Linked DNA regions of Mus musculus: regions 2 and 3 are each linked to region 1. Evidence: chromatin loops called from intact Hi-C (ENCODE). Cell type or tissue: left cerebral cortex. All regions are shown on one strand.

Evidence for each region. A loop is a pair of places that touch in the nucleus more often than their neighbours do. Peaks named below come from ENCODE experiments on the same cell type or tissue, not always from the same donor. Only the 100,000 strongest peaks of a DNase experiment are listed, where the experiment ranks them.
Region 2: it touches region 1 in a loop (4-fold over the local background); 2 of 42 quality-filtered maps call a loop at or near these places.
Region 3: it touches region 1 in a loop (8-fold over the local background); 41 of 42 quality-filtered maps call a loop at or near these places.

The regions. Positions count from the first base shown.
Region 1 is chr8:82,859,206-82,867,205 of GRCm38, reverse strand. It overlaps Rnf150 (ring finger protein 150), which reads right to left and starts at 3,850. Exons shown (of 7, transcript NM_177378.4): 1 at 2,716-3,850. The coding sequence starts at 3,196. In left cerebral cortex, CTCF peaks have their summits at 3,366 and 4,004 (motif pointing left); DNase peaks (open chromatin) are centred at 3,132, 3,391, 3,715, 3,953 and 3 more places; H3K4me3 peaks cover 2,918 bases; H3K27ac peaks cover 1,728 bases.
Region 2 is chr8:83,256,212-83,264,211 of GRCm38, reverse strand. Tbc1d9 (TBC1 domain family, member 9) reads right to left here. Exons shown (of 21, transcript NM_001111304.1): 14 at 5,119-5,217; 15 at 4,840-4,908; 16 at 3,053-3,293. Among named protein-coding and RNA genes, the nearest start is that of Ucp1, 30 kb to the left of the region's middle. In left cerebral cortex, a CTCF peak has its summit at 3,610 (motif pointing left); a DNase peak (open chromatin) is centred at 3,594.
Region 3 is chr8:83,086,083-83,094,082 of GRCm38, reverse strand. It overlaps Rnf150 (ring finger protein 150), which reads right to left. Exons shown (of 7, transcript NM_177378.4): 7 at 2,812-8,000. Among named protein-coding and RNA genes, the nearest start is that of Tbc1d9, 75 kb to the left of the region's middle. In left cerebral cortex, CTCF peaks have their summits at 4,497 (motif pointing right) and 6,275 (motif pointing left); DNase peaks (open chromatin) are centred at 519, 4,504, 6,267 and 7,236.

The DNA.
Region 1 (8,000 bases):
ACAGGAGAGAGAGGGATGAAGAGAAAGGGCGATAGGGAGGGGGAAGAGAGAGGGGGAACAGAAAAGGGGTGGGAAGCTGGGCAGTGGTGGCGTATGCCTTTAATCCCAGCACTCAGGAGGCAGAGGCAGGCAGATTTCTGAGTTTGAGGCCAGCCTGGTCTACAGAGTGAGTTCCAGGACAGCCAGGGCTACACAGAGAAACCCTGTCTCTAAACAAAACAAAACAAAACAAAACAAAACAAAAAAAAAGAAGAAAAAAGAAAGGAAAAAGAAAAGGGATGGGAGAGAGGGGAGAGAGAGGGAGTGGTAGAAGAGAGGGGAGAGAGAGAGAGAGAGAGAGAGAGAGAGAGAGAGAGAGAGAGAGAGAGAGAGAGAGAGAGAAAGAAGAGAGAAGGATGGAAGAAATAATTTATTTAGTTGAATTTGTTTCTGTCTGGTAATTAGGGCTCTATCACAGCAGATGATAAACACTATATGTAGGCTCCAAAATTCTAAACCCAAGCCTTCTCTCCCCCAAGCTGTTGTCTCCTCAAATCAGGGCATTGATGGAGAAGTATGGCAAATATTAGCTTTTGATTTTCCTCTAAACTCAGGGACTGGATTAAAAAGGCCACAACCATGTCCCCTGGTGCCCTGCAATCTGAGCTCACTAAATAACCATATTCCATCAACATCTAGCCTGTATATGGTTTCCTAAGTGAATTCCCAGGTCTGACTCATATTTAATGAGGAGAAAGTTGAGCCTTCAGGCCCTAGAAGAAAGTGTAGGACATTGATTGACAGTGAAACTCATATGCTCACCTTGGTCACACGAATCACAGTCCTGTAGAAGTCTCCCCCTCTGACTAATGTGGGAATGTGTCCAAGGCATAACAGGGAGATCAAAAATAACAGCAGACACAACTTTTATTTTATTTTGGCATGGAGAAATATTACATTAACTTTTAGACTATCACCAACCCTTTCCTTCTTAGTATGCCTTAAGCATCCTTTGTGTAGAAAATCAAATTATAGTTTTCTTCAAGACTGGTGAGCCATTAATTGATCCAGTGTGTCTGCTGTTCTGAAAGCGGTTTCTTAGACAGGGACAAACGATAACTATTGTGCTGTGCACAGAGAAGCTCAGCTTAAGATTCCACGCTCACACACAGAAAAACATTTATGGAACCCTTAAATTTCACTATGGAACCTTGGTGTTTACAGATCCCAGAATAACTCCTGCATGCCCTGCTTCCCACTCCCTGAATCTATATTTTCCATATTAAATGTTAATTGAAAGATGCCTTACATGACTTGGATACTCTTCCATAGTGCAAATATCCTTGGAGATCAAGTTTAAGCAGGGGCCCTATGACTCAAGGTCAGAGTGCAGGTCTCTCCCTGGGAGAGTGATTGTGCTCAAGGAAATACAGCAAATGTCTCTAACGTGCAGGGTCAGAAGTTTTCTAAGAAGGTAACGGTTTCTCCTCATGAAAACCATGCTGTTTTCTGGCTCATTTTTCATTTTGCCTCCCAACCTGTTTTCCAGAAAGTTAACAAATGCCCTTGACTACAACAGCTGGTGTTGGTTACTCTGGGCAAACTAATTGTATATTTCACGAATAGATGCTATGAACTCTTGAAAGAGAGATCTGTCTCTATAGAAAATATGTCTGCACGTACAGCCAATCTGCATGTTCCATCCCAGTTCTTTGCTTATTAGAAGCTTGGGCTTTAATTGCAACAATTGTTCTGATTGGATGACTCTGCCCAGAACGACACTCCAGTCATTTCTCCCACATCCTGCTTGCAGGAAATGCTGTGAGGGAAAAAAGGACCCACCTCTCAGGTGCCTCTGCATGAGCTTGCGCTCAAAGAAGGCAGTTTCCTATAACCAGTGGCCTGTGCTAATAAATATGAATAACATAGTCTTGTTGCTTCTGTTACTTCTCTCACGAAAACACTGTTTATAGACTGTGTTGAATTGGGGCAATCATGCTTATTTTTAGTCTGGCCCCTGTGGTCACTGACAAAGGTCTTTCTTGAGTGCATCTCGAAACCAGATGCAGGCAGAAGACAACACAGCAGTAGAAAGTAATTCTAACGTTGTGGCTATTCTTGGCTTGTTGGGCATTGCAATGTTTCACCCATGCTCCCCGTCAGTCCATCTCTCTAGATGACAACCTGGCAGAGCTTTGAATATTATTTACTTATGGTCCCAGCAAGGGGAAGGGCTCCTGAGAAGGGCTGAAACCTGACTTGGGAGAGCAGTTTGCCGATGGTCAGCTGCAGACAGGTAAGTTGACCTGCCTCTTGATACACAAACACTTGCACCAGGTATGTATATCTGATACACACAACGAAGCGCAGAGACAAGTTATTAGAACTTCCGGTTCCAAACAGGTGCTGAAACGGGTCACTAACAAGAACAATATCTCAGCCCTGTTTCCCAAATCTCACTTTCCAAATTCTCCTGGGAGAAGACACTCCACAGCTTGAACCCTCTCCCGAACCAGACTCTCCGATACTCCCCCAACATACTGAAACCTCTCATGCTTGTAACCTGTCCCCCAAGCGACGCACAACAAAACTTAATAGGTTCATACATAAGAGACTGGTCTCTGGTGCTGCACGGACTTCTCAGCCAGAGGTGCCCCGGAGGCGGTGCTAGATCTCCCTAGACGCTTCTCGGGCTCCCCTCCCCCACGTCCGCCAGGCACCCCCCGGGTTGCTCACCTGCGTGGGGCATGGTGATGGTCTCGTTTGTGTTGGAGCCCACGTTAAAGATGACCACAGCGGAGGCGTTCTGCAGGAACGCGTTCCGGATCTTATCCCTGTACGTGCAGTTGCCCTTGGGGATGAGGGCTATCCAGTGCTTGCCGTGGGCCGGCGCGGCGAACTTGGTGTTGGGGTCGCAAGCCAGGCGGTCTTGGGCCGAGCTGGCCATGACCACCTCGCCGCGCGCGTCCTGCTTGGGCGAGTGCTCCCCGTATCGCCCGCACTCGCTCTTCTCCGTGTGCAGCTCCGCGCCGCCACCGCTGCCCGCCACCGCGGCCCCGGGCTCGGGCTCCAAATAGGTGATGTTCACGAAGGCGGTGTACCATTCCTCCTTCTCCGCCACGGTGAAGTCCAGGCAGAGCAGATGCACGAAACAAAAGGAAAGCAGCCATGTTGAGAGAGCCAGACTGCGGCACGCTTGGATGAGAGACATTGTCATCTCTCTCCTCCGGGGTCCCCTCCCCGCCCCCTGCGCCCTCCCCCCGCTCCGTCCCTCCTTTCCCTGCCCCGGCCAACCCCGGGCAGCCACTCTGGTTCTCCTGTCGCTGCGACTCACTCCCTGGCCGGCGGAGCTCCGGCTGGGACGCGCAGACGCTGCGGAGACCGGATCCGGGACGAGCGGGAGAAACCCGCCCTGTCCCCTCTCAGCCGAAGCGCGGCGCTGGCATCGGGCTTCCCGGGTGATCGCGGCGCGGTCGCGGAGCGGGCGCCGCGCACTTGCGGGGGAGTCCGGCTGCCAGGCGTCCTGTTCCTTTGCCCCGTGTCGCCTTCTCTCATAGAGGTGGCGGGGTCCTCGGGTTTGGAAGGGGTGGCGGCTCTGCTTGTCGCGGCCGAGCGGGGCGGGGGTGGGGTGCTGGAGATCCTCGGTGCTGGGACTATCGGTCCCGCTGCAGACGCGGAGGTCGCTCCTGTTATGCGTGGGTTCCCATGGGCAGTAGGCGCTGCGCTTCTGGCCAGACTAGGTGGCTACGCCCGGGACACTCACTTGCCGAGGGAGGGGGAGGTACGGGGCAGATGGGATGGGGGAGAGCGTGAGGAGAGGGATACAGCGTTTTGTGTGTGTCTGTATTTGTGTGTGTGTGTGTGTGTGTGTGTGTGTGTGTGTGTGTGTGTGTGTGTGTGTGTGTGTGTGTGATGTGCGCGTGCAAGGAGGAGCTTAGTATGATGTCAAAGCTCCTGGGCTCCCCTTGCAACGCTCACTCTGTCTCTCTTCCTGGGCGTCAGCGACCTCTGCTGGGCCTCAAATTCAGGCTTCGACAGTTGCGGGCAAAAGGTAAAAAGGACCTTCAGGCCTTTGAATTGGGAACAATTAATTGAGGGAGTCTTAAATACAGCAAAGTGTAGGAACCTCTCTGGAACAGCATTTCCGTTTGCTGGAAGATGTGCAGAGAGTTCTCTGGTATTTATCCCAGCACTGATTGGTCATGAGGCCCCTCCCCCCCGCCCCCCCAGACCTGAATATTTAGGACAGTGGCTGTCAGAATTCCAGTTTTAAACCAGGACTGATCAGCATGAATTCAGGAGAATTTCACATTTATTAAGTCAGGGGTGGGGTCCTTGGTGATGCACACTCTGCTGGTCTAAGGACCAGTCTGTGGTGTGGGTAAAAGTGACTTCTTTTCCTCTGCTCTGGAAGCCAGCTCATGGCATGGCGTTAGTTTTCTTAGAAAATGGACCTCTCCTCATACTTTAAGATTGAGACATTTTGCCTCCATTCCCACTCTAATAGCCCTGCCTTAGAGGATTCACAGCGTCAGTAGGTGGTATGTGTGTGTGTGTGTGTGTGTGTGTGTGTGTGTGTGTGTGTTCGTTACCATTTTAAGCTGTGTTTTCCAGTTGTGACAGAGATTAAAAGAAACCAGTGGAGAACAGTTTCCTAGAGTCGTGTTCTAATAGCAGAATTCTTTAACAATTAGATATCTGGTTGGTTGTTACACTTCCTCATTAATGGTTTCTGTAGTTTCAGAAACCAGTAATATAAAATGTCTACTTATTTATACATACACAAATATGGTAGTGCTTAATGATTTACATTATATCTTCCACCTGGTTCTCTTTCCTGTGCCTCTCGAGAAGCACTGAGAAGCCCAGCAGTTTTTGTCACAATATACACATCCTAGGTCTGGACATCACAAAACAGAAGATGGATTCTGGATATATCCTATGTCTAAATATAATCCTCAAAGGACGAAGGACTTGAATGATTATTAGGGGACCAGTTGTTGGTAATAGGAAGGAGTTGTAGGTACAATAGATCAGACAGGTTGGTGTTTGATGTGTTCAGAAGCCATAGTGAGCTCATCAGGGGTGGAGAGAGATGAGCGATGGAAAGAATGAGATGGGATTAATGGTGGGAAGATTCTAAGTGGCCTTGCAGTTTAATCTGGGTGAGAGGAAGATTCCTGGGAGATGTCTGGACAGAAAAATGTGGTGTTATATGAGAACATCAAAGTTTTATTCTGACAGTACTGGAGGAAGGATAGAAGCAAGGAGGGCACTTAAGGAGCTGCAAAAATAATCTGGGGGGAAAGCCAAGAGAAACGCATGCTGAGGAAATGGCAGAGCATGCTAAGGAGTGACTGGCTCATGGGGGGCTCTGGAGGTGGAGTGGAGTGACTGGCTCGTGGGGGGCTCTGGAGGTGGAGTGGAGTGACTGGCTCGTGGGGGCTCTGGAGGTGGGGTAGGCACTGTTCTCTGATGCTTTGGTGAGGGTGGTAAGGAAAATACAGAAGTCAGGAAGCAACTGGTGTAGAGAATCTCTTAGATGCATCACCTGTCAATAAATAAAGGCTTATGGCCAATGAGCTGAGGCAGGAAGTGGAAAGTGGGACATTGGCAGGAAGAGAGAGGATTCTGGAAAACAGGGAGAGAATAAAGAGAGATTCCAGAGAGATGCTAAGAAAGAAGATAAGGAAGAAGCAGCCTGGGACTGAAGGAGAGGTAACTAATCATGAGGAAAACAGAATAGTGTGAATGGATTAAATAAGTTATGAGCTAGTTAGGGAGTGAGTCATGGCTTATGGCCTAGGCATTTATTAGCAAATAATTAGTCTCAGAATTGTCATTCAAGTAGCAGGGTACAGGAAAGGAAAAAAAAACCCAACAGATTCACTTATTTACAAACTAGAGTTGTCATTTTGTAAGATGACCAAGATTGCAAGGGGCACTTTGGGTTTAAGAATCAACCGCTTTAGATGTATTCGGTTTTAGGTCACCAGAGTCACCAAGATGGCAGTTTGGTGCAGCTTGCCACATTATTAGGTTATGGAAGATTAGATCAGAGCATGTGAAGAATTTTTGTTATTGTCACACTAATAAGATTGCCAAATTGTGTTTTTAAGGTTGGCTTCATGAAGCACCAAAGTAAAGGGGGCTCTTTAAGAAATTCTTAAAAATAGTAACAGTGATGAGTCCCAACAGGAGGACTCTCTACCAGTCCAAGTTTCTGGAGGACTCCTTGGTGGAGGTAGCAGATTTTCAGGAGGTTTGGGTCTGAGTCAGAAGCAAAGAGCAGCCACACTGAGGAGTGGAGGGTACTCGGTTCTCTGAGCACCAGCCAAGTGGATTTTCTGTAGACACTCTCCACCTTGGCAACCATACTGAGTCTCACCACCATTGTATCCAACATGCTCAAAGAGACTCTGACCTTAGACATTTTACAAAGTGAGTTATGTCATTTACAAATACAATTTACTATGGCTTTACGTACATACCTTAATAATTTAATAGAGGTCATATGTATAGAAGTTTCGACGTCTGGGTTTCTTTTGTCTTACTTCAAAAAAATTTATCTTGATCGATCAGTCCCACCTAACAACATTGATGATCATTCATTAGCATGTATCTTTTATTATAATAAACTCTTAGATAACTTGATCTGCCTGAAAACAAAAGAAATCTTTCAAAACATATTCAGTGAGGCTATGGAAGGGGAAAAAGCCATCCAATACCACAGAGCATTGTTGGGATACCGAAAACATAATACTTGCCTAAAGCAAAACCTTTGAAAGTCAGACCATCCTAAGTTGCCCTCTCAGGGGATGGTCACCTCTCTCTTTTATGCGGCTGTGCTCTTCTGGATGCTCAGAGGACTTTGATATGATCAAAGATTTTACTATCAGATGTAGTAATCCAAATGAATGCTGAATGTTGGTTTGTCAGATCTAAAAACATACATATCAGAATAACACAGTGAGAATAATAATTCTAGGTTTAGATAGAAAAAAAAACAGGAGTGTTCAAGTTAGATTGATTCCATTTCACACATTTAGTGATGATAATCTCAGAAGAACCAGCTGGGTTTCCTACTAGTACTTCGGGTCCAAGCATCTGCCACAGTGCCTGGCTTAGAGTAGGCGTTTGTAAGTATTAAGTGTTACATACTAACAAGGAGCTGAGGTTTCTGAGGACTGGACCATAAGACAGGTGCTATTCTAAGCTCATATATAGACTGCCTTGCTTGGTGCTTAGTTCCTCACTCCAGCTTTACAGCAGCATTAACTAAAAGAAGTAGAGTAGCTTCCCTGAGGTAAAAAGCCTGGCATACCTGGGAGAAGGACTTTCTCTCCAGAACTCGGCTGGGGCTATGGTTTTAAGGACAATGCAATTGCTCCATAGGCTCTTGTCTCTGATATTTCCCAGTTTCTTAATTTTACTCTGATTTATAACTTCACTTCCTTTGCCTCTGCCTAATTCTCTGTTCTTGTTTTCAGGCCATCAGGCCTACCTCATTTTCTCTCTTAGGGAAAATGATGGCTTTCCTAGGTGTCTTGCCACCAAGGGTGGGCTGCTTTGCTGCTCTGAGACCATGTATTCTGCAGATGGGAGTGTAAGAATGCTCACAGTCCAGCAATTTCTCTGATTCCTGATACAAGCACATTGGATACAAATGGAAGGCCCCAGAAGCATTCTTTTGAGCATAACACTATACTAATACTATCTATGTCTTCCTCCTTTGTGTTTTTATCAAATTCTCAAATTTCAGAACAGTAGACCCGCTAAAATAGCTATTTTGTTTCACTACTCTGGCTTATCAATTGACCTCTTTCTGTTACAGCCCTTGATAAACTGTTGAGGTTTCATCTGGGCTTCTTTGCTCTTACCGGAAACTTTCCAAACAACTTCACATCACAGATATGTTTTGAGAGACTCGATACAGAAAGTCAGCTTGGGACAATTCATTTGGGACTTGAGCCAAAACCAACAGAAATGTCTTCACCACAATATATCCTTTTCCTTTTTTC
Region 2 (8,000 bases), 400 kb before region 1:
TACTAAAGTCTCTAACTGAAGATGAGCCAGTTCAGGAAGAGGGAAGAGAGGCCTTGGAATCCTGGTGGAAAGGGACGATATGATTATCCCCGTGGGTTCTTATCTATAGCCTGCATCTATGCTAACATTGAACCAATGCCTCTTGGGACTGTTCTAGAAGAAATGTCTTCTGCATGGGGAAAAAAGGGGAAGCTTTTGGCTGGATAATCTCATTTACACCCTGGGTCTGACCGATGTGAACCACATGCAGCTCTCTCAGCTGGCTCTGACAGCAGGTACTTATTGCTGCCTAAGAAGTGGAGTCTCAGCAAGCTGCTGAGCTTCTGTCCCTTCTGTGTGATGGTTTGAATATGCTTCACTCAGGAAGTGGCACTATTAGGAGGTGTGGCCTTGTTGGAGGAAGTATGTCACTGTAGGGGTGGGCAATGAGACCCTCCTCCTAACCACATGGAAGCCAGTCTTCTAGCAGCCTTCAGGTGAAGATGTAGAACTCTCAGCATCTCCTGAACTATGTCTGCCTGGACCCTGCCATGTTCCTGCCTTGATGATAATGGACTGAACCTCTGAACCTGCAAGCCAGCCCCAATTAAATGCTGTCCTTATAGGAGTTGCCTTGGTCATGGTGTCTGTTCACAGCAGTAAAACCCTAAGCAGGCCATCAGTGGGTAGGCAGATAACCTGTGACCTGAAATGTTGCTGTCACCTCATAAGGCCTGCTCTGAATGTTAACTTCCAGTATGATGGTGCCATTGGCTTTTGAGTAGGTCAGGACAGTGCTGCCATGGAAATTGGAGTCCTTACTGAAGGAACTCACGGGTGGCTGCTTGCTCTTCCACCATGCATCAGTACATGGAGAGAACTGTTCACCACAGAAATGGAATGTGATGTTCTCTTGATCTTGGGCCAGTCATGCTCTAGAACTATGGGAAATTTATTTCTTTTGTGTAAAAATTATTCGGACTAAAAAGCATTTTGTTAGAATAGCTAAAATGGACTGAGACCAGTGATAATTTTTCTCACTCAGTGTGACAGTTACAGCACAAACTATGCCTACGGGCTGTCAGAATTCAAACCTGAAGTTTGTAACTTGTGCCTTAGGGCAAATAAATACATACATAGAAACCACTGCATTAGAGCCTGACATGAAAAATACTGTACAATTGTTCAGTGCCATCATTAGTCCGAAGGGCTGTTTGCATTGTGTATGCATACTTCAAACTCCTCCAGACAAGCCTACCCTAAGTATGTGCACAAGGCTTCACATAACTGTGAGGACAGAATTAACCTAAGAAGACTTTTTCCAAGCAACACACTTCCGGCTTCCTCTGACCTTCTAGACATTTTACCTATAGAGAAAGAGTGCTGTCTGGAGCCATCACTGACTCTAAACCTAGTCTTGCATCATTGCCTGGATATATCACTTCAAGCATAGGATGCAAGCACAACTGGCTACTACTGATGACTGCCAGTGTAATCAGACCTAGAATCACCTAGGCAGATTCTAGACTACGTTCACTGTGGTGGGAAGGCACATCCTAGATATGAGCGCTACCATAACATGGCTTGGGGTCCCAGACTGAACGGAGCTGAGCCTGAGAGCTCCAGCACTGATGTCCCTGCTCTTGACTGCATCCAGTGACCAGGCAGACACTTCATATGCACGCTGCTGATGCTTCCCCGCTGAAATGGACTGTGCCCTCAAACTGTGAGCCAAAAGAAACACTTCCAGCTTAAGCTGCTTAAGTTGTAGGTCATCTTGTTACAGGGATGAGAAAAGGGATGGATGCACAAGATAACAGACAGGCACAATTCCCTCAGAAAAATTCATCCTGACGTCCAGGCACAAGGCTTGCTACACTTCTGACTTCACATCGAGTGGGCCAAGCTCTCTTACCACGCAACAGTTTCTCCATCCCATTATAAATGGAATAAAGGTCCAATCACAGCAGAGAAGTGAGCAAAGCTGGTAGATAGCCAGCATCCTGTACCCTGCTGGTCAGGTGTCTGGTGTGCATGTGTGCGCATATGTGTGCGTGTCCTAGCCAGACGCAGTCCTTGTGAGAGTGTGCACATATCCCACTTATAGACAGTCCTTTAGCCAGGAAACAGACAGCAAAGACTTCCATTTATGCTATGGTTTTCCAGTCTTTAATTAAAATAGATTTGATGTTACTTAGAAATATTATGAAACCATATATTACAAAGGCTTACCTATATGTGATTATTCTATATAGGGTATCTCTTAATTTTTATATTGTTTTGTAAAACAATCCAATCCACCATCTAGCTATTCCTTTTTCCCTGGGAAACCTGTCAGGGTTGACAGGATATGTTAGCATTTTACTGCCATATGCATTCTCTATTCATGTATTTTTTTTAAAAAGCCTACATATTAGTTATTTATGTCTATGGTGTGTGTGTGCATGTGTGTGTGTGTGTGTGTGTGTGTGTGTGTGTGTGTGTGTGTGTGTGTGTGTGTGTATTTGCCACAGTCCTGTGTGAAGGAGGTCAGAGAACACTCTGTGAGAGTTGGCCCTCCCTCTCCACCAGGAAGGTACGGGAACTCAGATCAGACTTGGAAGCAGGCACCTTCACCAGATGAATCTTCTTACAAGCGCCCTGATAACATGTTCTGAACTCATATCAACATCTGTCTCATGGTCGGGCGTGGTGGCGCACGCCTTTAATCCCAGCACTCGGGAGACAGAGGCAGGTGGATTTCTGAGTTCGAGGCCAGCCTGGTCTACAAAGTGAGTTCCAGGACAGCCAGGGCTACACAGAGAAACCCTATCTCAAAACAAACAAACAAACAAACTAACTAACTAAACAACCCACAAAAAAAAACCCCATCTGTCTCATGTGTCAAGTGGGCTGTAGATTACCCATTAATACAGCTATTAACCAGACACAATCTTACAACTAGCATGCAAACCTTGTATGCATTCTTCCTTCCTCTAGACTCAGTGTGGGGACCCTGAGTGCTATCGAGGGGAACCCCAGGTGACACCCCCATTGTCCCCACCCAGCTCATACAAGAATATCGCATCCTTACTCAGCCCAGAGACGAACTCTCGGAAGTTAATCAAGGAGTCTCCATTCTCATCTAACAGCTGGAACAGGCGGGAGGCCAGCACATCGGAGTGTGTGCCACACGCCCAGGGAAAGAGCAGCACGAACATGCCCTTGAACTGCTCAAAGTCGATGCGGTACTGCTCCAGGTAAGGCAGGCTGGGGTCGTGTCGGTCCAGGGCATTGCTGCTCCCACCCCAGTAGCAGCTGGTCAGATGCTCAGCCTGAAAAATGTTGCAAAGTGGTTACTGTCACTCATACAGCCCCAGACCACTGCTGTTACCCTAGGCACAGTGTCCAATCTGCCTGTGTGTGGGCCTCCTACTATACACAGGAGCACCTAGCTTGTGAAACTGTAAGTCTAGAAGATACCATGGTGAGAACGAAGAGCTAGGCTCAGCAGTGGTTTCCTGATGCGGTGGATAGAAATCAGTGTTTCATCAGAAGAGTGCAGGAGCTTGACTTGTGTATCGAGTCAATACACATCTGGCCTCCCTACCAGGGGAGAGAGGAAAAATGACACTGGCGCCCTCTAGTGGTGAAGATGTAGGAGGGCGCATTAGGGAGACCCTTCAGGTCTATGCTCAGTTCCTGTAAGAGCTGTCTACAGGATGTCCATGCTTTCTTCTATGTTTGTTCCTAGATCATCTTTTCACCTGCTCAAAAGAACCACACTGAGATCTGCTGGTGGCTTTTGTTTCTGAGTCATGGTGTCACTCAATCCAGGCTGGCATCACCCTTGAACTGATGTTCCTGCCTCCAACTCCCAAGTACTGTGTTAACTGCCACACTCCAACCCGTGACATTGACCAGAGAAGACAAAAAACTTCTGTAGAAGAATCACATTTAAAACTTATTAGGTTATATTTTTCTTATTAAGGATCCTTATTGATCCTTATTAAGGATCAATACCAATAGTGGCTCAACGAACAAATGGAAACCACAGGAATTTAAGCTCATGATGCCCTTCGCTAGGCGTGTAGACAGTTTTTGTTAGGGTTTGGCTATGAGCCATCCCCACAACAATGCTATATGCTGTTAACTTGGTCCCTGAAGGATGGATCCCATCACTGAGATGTGACTGAGTCACAATTGCCTGGTCTTCCTTCATGAGTGGATTAATCATTTGCTGGCTTTATCGGGGCATGACGGAAACTTCTGGATGTGGAGCCTGGTTGGAGGAAGTGGGTCATATTCTAGAGGACTCTCTCTTGTCTTGGACCTCTCTTAGTGTTTTTCTGTTCCTTGGCTGCCATGCTGTGAAGATTTTCTCCTCCTTTTCCGTGATGTTCTGCATCACCACAGCACTAACAGAACTGGCCACCACCGCCAGGGGACTTGGGAAACAGTGAACTCTAACCACGTCTCCTACATACCATGCTGCTGCTTCTAGCTATACATTTTTTAAAGGGTGATTAGGAGCTTAGTAGGTATAGAAATTTCAGGCAGAATTTGAACTTTGATCACCACTGGTCTATGGAGTTTTAGAACTCAAGATCCCATGTCCTAAGGTCCAAGAAAACTAACTGTACCAGATGGTGAGGAAGAGAGCTAAAATGTCCACTTAAATTAATGCTGAGAGCCAATTTACTCTTCCTACTTAGCAGGACAGCTTTGTTCTCCCGGCTCTGTCTTCCTTCTCATGTATATTGGCGACCCAGGGAAGCCCCAAATCACCGAACAGAAAGATCAAGGACTCACTGAGCGATTACGGCTTCTTTTCATCATATTAAGTTCTTTTCATCCCTCTGAATTTACTTTGAAACTCACCTTGAAAAGAGCGTACAGTTCTTCCAGCTCATCGATGGTGAAGGACGTCTCCGTCACAATGGTCCGTACCTGTAAGGGAGCGCGCAGACTCAAAACATGGCACACCAAGAAAGCCTCTAGGTTCTTTCTCAAATTCTGCCAAGCTGGAGCGGGGGTTGGGGGGGTGGGGGGGGCGGCAGCAGGAGGGTGAGCTGGGAGGGGCAAAGTGAGGTATTCCCCGCCCCTGCCCCGCCCCCGTCCCACCGCCCATCCCTCCCCGCTGCCCTTCACGGGGCTTACCACATTGCGTTTGGTGGTGTCCTCCAGGGTCTGGATCACTTTCAGCCTCTGCTTGAATCGCATCTGCTCAATCAAATCGGCCCGGATAGTTCCAAATTTCTAGAAAGGAGGAATTTTGGTGTTTCTGAAAAAAATGTGCTCAAGCACGCAGGGTCACATGCACAGACTGGTGGAAACACCTGCGGTACAGGACGAACGACTCTGTGACAGTGATGAGAAAGCCATTTAGGGACTGTAAATCAATAATGTAGAGATTGTCCTATACCCAGTGACAGAACTAAATTTCAAAGTCACACGTGTCTTCTTCGAGTGAAAGCCCCTCAAGAAGAAAGCTTGGATCTGAGGCTTGTGGTTAATCACTTACGGGCATGGGGAGCTCTAAGGCTCAGAGAGGAGGAGGTAGGGAGGAACACTTGCCGATCTCCATGCTCCTTTATCCACACGGGCATTGTGTGAGCTGGCTATCTCTCCAAACTCTAACACCTAGCACTGCCTGATGTCTTCCTAACTCAGACAAGAAACCAAATCTTAATATTTATTTCTCCTAAACAGCCCAATTCAGGAGTTGGTAGGAATTGCCACTCCCTAATGACGAGAAGATTCACTCCCACTAAGTCTGCCAAGTTATCGTTTCCTTCTAGCTAAGTCAGTTAAGTCAGTTAGGAGAGAAAAGTTCCCAGGGTGGGGACATCTTCTGATCTGAACAGCAGCTCAGGGAGAGACTGCTCTACAGTGACCACCAGCAAAGGGCTTGCCAGTCAGGGTTGGGGACCCGAGTTCTAATCCCCAGAAGCCATACCAAATCCCTGCCACCCAAAAACCAATAATACCATTACTGGGAAGATGGGAGACTGGGATTTATGGGGCTTTCTGGAATGGCAGCCAAATTGTGCGGCTCTGTGTTTAGTAAAGAAGAACCTGTCTCACAAAAGGCAGGGAACAATTGATGAAAAAAGCCATTGTACAGAAGGCACAACATTTGTGCTTTCTAATGTATTGTTTAAGACCCAAAGTTTAGGAAATAAGAGGCCATAGAGTAAACAGGTACTGAACCTCAGGACCCAACAAACTGCCAGCTCTAAGGGGCCCTTAGAGTTGTCTTAGGGTCCTTCTGCCCCAGGAGCTCCTGACTCCTAGTCTGGAATGCAGCAGCAGTTTGGGCTGATTTGAGAGTATCAGGACTAGAAAGCATCTTCCTTCATCCAGGTGGGGCAGCCATGCAGGAACCCTATGACTGTGGGCTACTCCGCCCTAGTGGTCTGCATGTGTATGGATGGCCTTTGTCCACGCCTGTGACCACGATGACACCCATCAGAGAAGGCTTACGGGAGGAGTGGTTAATTTTGGCCTATGGTTTCAGAGGATGCGTTATGGGGTAAGGACACAGTGGAATATGGCAGCTCACATCATGGTGATCAGAGGACAGGAAAGGGTGGAAATTGAGGGCAGGGACAGAGCTCCCTGGGAGATGCCCCACTGATCTATTTCCTCCTATGAGGCTCTGCCTCTTACCCCCTACCACCCCCAGTCACTCCATCACACTGTAAAACCATCCATTCATTAGCCCCAAGCCCTCATGGGCCACCTGTCTCTGGAATGCCCTCAGGCACATCCACCCGTGCCCTTTTACTAATATTGTAGGTGTTTCTGATGACAGGCTTTGGGCTCCGCCCAGCCAATCTAGCTACTGAGCAAGTTCCAGGTCAGGGGGAGAGCCTGTCTCAAAAACAAAGGCAGCTGGCTCCTGAGGAAGGACATGAGATTGCTCTACAGTTCCCACATACACAAACACACATGTACTCGAAAGACACCCCCAACCCCACAGTAGCCATGAGGGGGGACAAATGTAGCAGCACAGGACTTCTAAGGCCTCAAGAGGCTGACATATAGGATTGACTTCACTTCCGTACAAGGAAAGGCAGCGCAAAAGCTCCTCCATTTTGAATTCTTGCTAAGGCCACTGTAGGCTTGACCAGAGCTATGACCCCTTGATGGAGAATCCCGTGGAAAATTACCCAGCTCTATTCAAGATCCTAAGATCAAGATGCCCCAGGTAACTTTTCTAGCTTGTCTTAGCCTGTTTTGTACAGACCCCCCTGCAGCTAGCTGCTTATCTTAGCTGCTTCTGCTGAAACTGCCAAAAATCAGGATGTGGTTTTTGCCTTTAAAATCCCAACGTTCTGGACACTTGGGGTCACATCTGGCTCCCTGAATACCTGGGTGTGGTTCCTGATGGCTGGAGTAAAGATTTTTAATTGGCTATGAACTGCGCAGTGATCTATAGTGGGAAAACTGGAACACTTCAAGGACAGGCCAAGATATAAAACAAGACTTTTTCTCAGTAAAACGAAAAATAAATTAAAAATAAATAAATAATTGTTATATCCGCAACTGTCTACTCCAGGTGTTCTCATTGCTTAGTGTAAGAACAGGCAATGAATTATTTGTGACGATTTCCTGGGACTGCGCCTCTGTTCACCAAGTGCTGAATCTGACACGCTTCTAGATCAGGTGTCAGAAGGCCAGAGCTTGTTACACCATTTACAACACAAGTTAAGGCTCATGAGAAATCCCAATATACACTCAGCAGCCTTCTCTGAGACCAAAGCTTTTATCTTCAGGTAGTCACCTGCCTCAGACAACCAATGTAAAGAGGGGACAGGATTTCTGTCCGTCTCCAAACTCCTGTTGAAACTGAATGCCCAGGTGTTGCAGGGTTGATGGGAAAGGCCTTATCTACAGGTCTTAGAAGGACTGCCTCCTGTGGACAAGATGCTATGCATCTTTCTGATGAGAAAGCTGGGGCTCTCATCTGTAAAGGTCCTGGCCAGCCTTAGGGTTCCAACCTGTGGGTCATGACCTTTGTAGGGGTCGAATGACCC
Region 3 (8,000 bases), 230 kb before region 1:
TCTCCCTTTCTCCAGCCCCATCCCTACTCAGTCTCACCCTCATCCCTACCCTATCCCACCGTCTCTCCAGTCCTTCACTGCCAGACTTTCCCCAGTCCTGTCCATCCCTACCCCTCCCAATCTTCACCCTGACTCTCCTCCACCCTAGTGATCTTCTCCCCCCTGCCCACTCAGTCCCTTCTTCCACCTCATCCTCCACAATCCCCCCTTCACGGAAGCCTCTCCCACACCCTATTTCTCTCTAGCCAATCCTCTTGTATTATTGGAATAAGGCAAAACAACCAACCAACCAACCAACCAAAAACAATAACAACAACATAAAACAAAACAAAACCCAATACTAGTGTTGCAAACCGAATACTAATGTTGCTTTCAAATACATTGAGACTTAGAAACTAACTAAATTCATTTTTGTGTCTTTTTTAGAACAACAGTCCCAGACCTGGCTGGCTTACATGAGACTGTGGAGTCTTTCCTTCTCCAGAGGATGACTGTGTGTCATTTCAAATAGAAAGCACCAGGGCTCCACTTCCTCAGGGAAACCAGGCCGCACACCACAGCCACGTTGCTGTCCACTGTTCCCTGACACATGGGTATTCTGTGCTTTCCCAAGGACACTCATAGCTTGTCCTAGTAATACCCCTTGACCTGCCTGTTCAACTAGAAGCAGAGAATTCAATATTTCTCTTGCTGTCCATGGCTCACAGTTGGAAGGGAACTGTATATCACGGTAAGAAAGGTGTGGCAGTGGGACCTGCAGCCAGGATCTCTCACATCTCCTTGGTTCAGCAAGCAGAGAGCAGGAGTGCTGGGCTTCGACTTGTTTTCCCCTCTTTCCTTTGGTTCAGTCAGGATCTCAGCCCATGGGGTGGTGCCAGTCCCCTGCAAGGTGTCCCCAGGTTCTGGTCAAACTTCTCTGGAAACAATCTCACAGACACATCCCAAAGTGTGCCTCGTGAATGCTTTTGGTGTCTCCTAATGAAGTCAAGTTGACAATCCCAATCACAGGTAGGAGGAACAAGTGGTCCGTGGAACATGCAAGACACATGTGTGAAACGCTGTCTGGCTGGGAGTTTCAGTTTGAATGCTGGTACATGTACACAGGTGGCCCTGCCCAGGGCAGGGCTGAAAAACACCACCCCTCCCCCCGAGAAAATATTCTACCAACGTTCAGCCTCAGGAAAAGCAGATACATAAAGTAGTTAGTTAGCTTATGATTTTCTGGCAGTCTTTTGAAAACCTTTGTCAACTAATATGGACTGTGTGGTACCATATTCCCACCCTGTTGATTTTGGGACTCTGTACTGTAATTTTGAGCATACGCCAGCGTGTGGCCCATAGGAGGCCCTGGTCCATTGGGAAGATGTGAAGGCTGGAGTTGAGATGAATGGTGCCTACATTCTGGGCATAATAGCTTCATGTCTTTATATGCCAGAGCAACATCTGATGGTAAAAATGGCCTGATGGAGGCTTAAAGTTCAAGGTGCTTTCCAGTATGACACAGGCATCCTTCTTAATGATCCCTTCGATTATTTAGCTGCGTACAGGGTAAGTATGGACTGTCCGTGCGGATGCTAAGCTGGGAAAACACTGTTGGCTACCCAGTTGCTCTCAGAGGCCACAGCCCAGTGTTTTGAGTTTTGACAGAGCCATCTCTGGGTTCTACACCTCCTGGTATCTTAGGGTATCAGGCTGACCTGCTTTTAAAAGGCATCGAGGATGGGCAGGTGGCGGGTCTGCATCACACTGGGCCTCTGCTGACTTCTTCTTAGGGGTGGTAGTCACCTTCCTTGACTTCCTTACCCACCTCCTTTACATTTCCTTTGCAAACCCCTAGCTAATCCCTAGGCTCTGCTGTTTAAAATCATTTAGGAATGGAGGACTGTGAAAAGGATTCAGTTCTTAAAGTAAGTGTCCTCTGAGTACAAGAAAAAAATGTCGGATGTGGTAACCCAATATTATAATCCTAGCCCCAGGGAGGTGGAAACTTGTGGATTCCTCAGGACTCAAAGGCCAGCCTTCTTTCTGTACCTGGCTACTTTTGAACCAGTGAGAAATCCTATTAAAAAAAAAAAAAACACCTGTGGTTGACCTCTGGTCTACAGGTATGGTGCGTCCCCCCCCCCCCCCCCCCGTATAAATAGGTAATAAGCAGATGTTAGTATTGTGGCTATCACAGACTACCTGAAACCCCCCCCACCCAAAGTGCAGCCATGATTAAAAATACAAACCTGTGGGGGATGGAGATGGAACTTTGAACAGTGCCCAGCTCCCCACCCTCTTCAACAGCATCATCACCGTACTTGCCTGCCATTCTTGTGCAAAATGCTAAATTTTCTAAATTTTTATTGCATTCATTTATCTTTTATTTAGTGCATACATATGCCTGTGCATCTCTCTCTCTCTCTCTCTCTCTCTCTCTGTTCTTACACTACAGTATATTTGTAGGTGGTACCTGCTTGTGTGTGTGTCACGGTGTGTTTGCAGGCAAGAGAAGAACTTGCTGAATTTGGTTCCTTCCCTACTTGGCTTCCGGCTTCAGTTTGAACTTGTGTCACCAGGCCTGACAGCAAATGCCTTTCATTTCTGGGCCATCTCAGCAGCCCAGTGTTAACCTTTTTAATCAATTCACTTAGAGGTTCAGAGCCCTAAGGAGGTCTGGCTTCTGCCACACGACCTAATTGAGGGAAATGACTCAGTTGCAATCCTGTTTTGGACTTTTACCATCATATGATTTAACAGTAAATATTGATGTTTTGATACCCACAGGGCCACCTTGGGAACTCGAGGAGAGGTGACAGAGTTAGGGGATCTAGATGGCACAACACAAAATCTGTTTCCATTTTATTAAAAAACAAAACAAAACAAAACAAAACTTTCCTGAAAGTCACAATCCTGTGTTGAAATCTTTATAGTTTGCTATATCTTTTGACCCATAGGTCAGAACACAGTTGCATTTATTTACATTAGAATCTTTAATATAATGAAAATAGTCACGTCTGATTGAATGTCTCCAGCTCTCATCCTTAACCATTTCATCACGCGCCCAGGACCACATAAACTGTGGATGTTCTCCAAGCACACCAAGAAGACAACAAAGCAAAATAAAGTCTGTATTTCCTAACAGAAGATGGGTTCCTTTAAAGTCATAGGGTTTTTTTTTTCCTTCCAATTTCCTTTGTATTTAAAGAGATATAAAGTGCTTTAAAAGAGTCGGGTAGGCATCTGGGGCTGGGAGGAAGGAAAGAGACCTATACAGAAGCAAACCAACAAACGGCAAACAGAACATAGCTATGCTGCCCTGCTGAGGCTTGTAAATACTCAGGGGACTCCGAGGGGAAGTGATGTCTTCACAGCGTGGCTGTAGAACGCACTACCACCATATTTCAGCACAAGAAAAGTGAACCAAACTTCAAGTCCAAAATTCCCTCAGACAAAAACCAGCCAGAGCCAGTTCTTGTGATTGGTGGGTCAGCAGGCAGTGAGGTCAGGGTTGCCTTCACTGTCCTATCTCAGATTACAGGTGAGATGGGCCTATCTTTCACTCCACCCTCAGACCAGCCAAAATGACATCATAGGCAAGCTCAAGGGAATACTGACTGTGGCATCACCCTTTGACAACAGAAGCTAATAATTCCCACTAGGGTGGAGAAAGAAAGGCCTGGGTTTTCTCTTTGCTCATGGGGTTGGTGATGCTGGAGGCCGACTTATAACATCATGTCTGATTATTCCAGACTTACAGATCCATTATCTTTGTAGTTTTTTTTTTAATCACAGATAATGTGTCACACAAAGAGAGTTTTAAAAAAATGCTGCTCTACTTCCTGCTTTTAAACAGACACTTGCTGGTTATGGTCTGCAGGTTACAGAAGTGCATGCCACGGAAGGCGACACATGCATTCCGGATATTCTGCAAATGAGAAAATTCTTCCTTCCACCTAAGGAGAGTTTTAAAGAACCCCCACCCTGGAATGGATGGAATGTAACTTCACAAATACAAAATTTATCTCAAGTTTTCTAAACATAACGGACATCCCACTATAAAAATAACACTCCCTCCCCACCCTCTTCCACCTCTAAATTTCTTCCTAATTATAAAATGGTACAATCATTTCCTATTAGTAAGCTGAAGGCAGGAACTAAACTGATTCTGCACACATACAAAACGCTTTATTTCACACCATTTACATTCACACGGAAGAAGAAGTCCTCTTATTGATCTTCCTTCTCGATTTCGTGGGAGGAAGCGGAGCTGAGCCAAAGCCACACAGAGCAATGCTGACAACACACATCCCAGACAGCAACAGAACACAGCAACGTTTTAAAACAGGCCTGCTTTGAGGTCTCCTACAGCTCTCTAGAGTTCAAGACATTCTCTCTTCATTTGATAACTGCTGGCCAAATTCTCCACTATTGAAGGAATGGTACCGATGAAAATGCAAGACACATTTGTTGACTTGGAAACCCACTGCAAATTAATTTGCTGAAAGTATCAGACCAGCAGAGGGCGCTCTGACCCTTGCAATAAAATTCTACAGACAGGTTCGGAAGACAGCAACACAAATTTGGATTGCTAAGCCCATGCACTGGCCTTCAACTGCTCTGTCCCTAATAGGCGACAATTTGGTATTTACTTCAAAGAGCAGGATACACTACAATGGGCTAGCTCTTACATGAAGAAATCTTTGGCTATTTAAAATCTTCACATTCTCAAAGAAAACTATTCTGAGTTCAATATGAGTGCTAGATTTGTCTGAAGTTTTGAAGTAAAGAGGGTTAAACACGAAAGTTTAAAGATGGCATGTGTGTCACTAAGGCCACAGTCCATTGTTTTAGATTTGTGGATTTATCGAGGCCAACCAGCAGCCTGAAAAAATTGAAATGCCCAAGGGATCCACCTTGACTTTTGTTTGTGAGAACATCAGGAGACAATTCAGCTAGTTCACAGAAGAACATGTGTCCATTTGGATGTTGATCAGTCTTTGGTTTATTTAGCACACACGGTCCTCACATTTTCTCCAAGGTCACTGCTGGCCAAAGAACCGCACACCAGAGAATTTCTACCCAGCAATGACTTTGGGTCACTCAACTGTCTCTCCTTTCTCTGTAGATTTTCCTGTCTGCCTCTTTAGAGGTCTTACAAGAAGCACACTCCCACATCCTCCTCCTTCCCCCCTCCTCCTCTTCCTCTTCTTCCTCCTCCTCCTCTTCCTCTTCTTCCTCTTCCCCCTCATCAATGAACACATATCAAGTGGCTAAAGAGCAAACAGCTCTGCAGTGAGGGTGAGCATCTGTAATGCCACCAGTTTAGAGGATCTGGGCACTGAGGTTCAAGAAAAAGCCATTTGATTATGAAGGACATAGGACAGGGAGAGAGTGAGTGAGTGAGACAGGCTCTTACAGAACAAGGAACTGATTAAATTAATTAAAGTCCACATCTGGGATCTACATTCACTTCATTAGTTATGGGATGATAACACCATGCCACCACGAAGCTCACAGTGGAATAAAATAGTTCCCTATCTACAAGATTTTAACTAGCACTGTCTGACCCTCCTGAGAAAGGCCTGCTGTTGGGAGCCAAGTATCCCAATCTTCTTCACAATCAAGACGTTTTAACTCATGACTATTGACTCCCTTCAACACCTGCTCTCCCTGGGACTCATTGGTAAGTTCCGAGCCCAGGGGAGGGGCAGTTTTCCACATAGACTTTCTCCTTAGCTCACCCTGCTTTGATCTGGGATCTTGCCTGCTGTGGATGTCCTTCAGGGTACTGGTCGTTTCCCTTGTGAAATTCAGCCATCACCCCTGCTCCTCCGTCCTCTCCCAAAATGGACAGAAATACTGCTCAGGAAATCAGGCAGCCCAGTCTTTGAAGGGCAGTGCCTCTGCTCCTCTTTGCCGTACGTTCTTTCCAAGAAGCATGGCTTGCTAAATGTTAAGGACCCTGGGAAGATGGCAGAAACAGGTCACGCAAATCCTGCTCTTGTGCGAATGTGGCCTATTAGGAGGGGACCAAGGAACAGGGTTTAAGGAAATGGGGTGTAAGATAGGGAAAGTGTGTGTGTGTGTGTGTGTGTGTGTGTGTGTGTGTGTGTGTGTGTGTGTGCAAGGAAGGGAAGGGAAATTAAGAATGCTATGGGGGCTGGTGAAATGGCTCAGTGGTTAAGAGCACTGACTGCTCTTCTAGAGGTCCTGAGTTCAATTCCTAGTAACTACCTGGGGACTCACAACCATCTGTATCTGGGATCTGATGCCCTCTTCTGGCTTGCAGGTGTACATGCAGATAGAGCAACTCATACATTTAATTTTTTTTTTTTTCTTCTACAGGACATCATCTCCCTGGCCTCAGTACCTCAGCACTGCAGAGACTGGACCTTCTCTTTGTAGATTGCATGATGATCTTTCCTAAAATTTTTGAAAGTTTTTATTTGGTAATTTTCATGGTGTTCAGCCAAGGATATGCATTCAGTGGACAACTAAATGCCATTAAATGCTTATGCAATCTACTTCAGCACCAACTAAGCTTACACCAAGAATCTTAGGCAGACTGATGTTCTCTTTTGGTTCTGGAAGTGTTGTAGTCCCAGGAATGTCTGGGCTGTAAAGAAAATGGCCACTGGGCACAGCCATTCTTAACAGGCTAGACCCTTGAATACCCACAGATGAAAATGTTAAAGCAACAACAACAACAACAACAACAACAACAACAACAACAACAAATCTCTGGAGAGAGACTTGCTTCCATGGCCAGGATGTCACACACAATGTTGAAATAGCTAGGTGCCTCTGGTACTCCTCCCCACCTCTGCCCCTGCCTCCACCCAGTATTTGTCTCTGTAGCTGTCCCAGAACTTGCTTCATAGACCGGGCTGACCTCAAACTCACTGAGATCCACCTGCCTGAGTGCTGGGTTCAAAGGTGTGAGCCACCACTGCCTGATTGCCTCTGATACCTTATCATCTCCTGTCTCCATACTATATCCATCCCTTGGGTGTGTGACCAGAACTGACCTTGAAGGCCCTGCCAGACCCAAGGCTGTTCTTAGGAGGCAGCAGCCCTTTAGAAGGATTAACCACGCAGGAGGAAGCCATTCTGAAAGTGACTCTGAGGGAGTTCAGGGCTCTTTTCCTCTCTCAACCTTGGACAAAGCTGAAGAGAAAGCTGCTCGCCATTCACCACATAGAGGCTGGATGGCCACAAGCTCAGAGATCCTTTCTCGGCAATGCCACACAGACCGGGTATGTGGCTCGGCCTGCGGTTTCCTGCGCCTTTCCTGTCTCTGAGTTCTACTGCTTTAGAACGGGGCAGCCACAGGGATGAAGAACTATGGGTTGAGGTAAATTCTCTTTGGCTAAGTGTCACATTAAGAGTCTTGGGATTAGTCATAGAAGTGAGGGGTGTAAGTCTCTCACATGAGTCTCAGGGTTTGTCATAAAAGTGAGGGTGTAATTTTATTTCAGCACCAAATCAGCATGGTTGGTTGTCTTGTTGTTTTTTAACAAACAGCTCGTCAGAGAAGCAACAGTTGCTGAGGACAGTGGACACTGTGTTTAGAAAGTTGATAAAGGCTATTTGAACCGCTATTACTTATGGAATAAGAACATCCCTGGCTGTCTCCTTAGGTAACTTGGCTAAAGTCTGTTTTTCTTTTGGGGAAAACCTGAGGTAATCTTATCCTTTTTCTCCTGTCACAGTCAGGAGAGCACTTGTAAGGATTCTGGAACATTTCTTGGGCTGTGCTGCCCGGCTGGTGGCCACTAGGCACATGTGGCTACGGAAAGCTTGAACTGTGGCTAGTAATAATGATGATGTGCTGGGCGTGTAAAAGACAGCAGATTTAGAATAGGTAACAAAGAATAGAGGAAAATGTTTTCCTGACACCCTACATCATTTGCACATCAAAACAATAATAATATTAGATTAAACTGCTATTAAATAATTTCCACCTGTTTCCTTTTTGCTTCTTAAAATGTGGCTATCGGGAGTTAGAAAAAAAA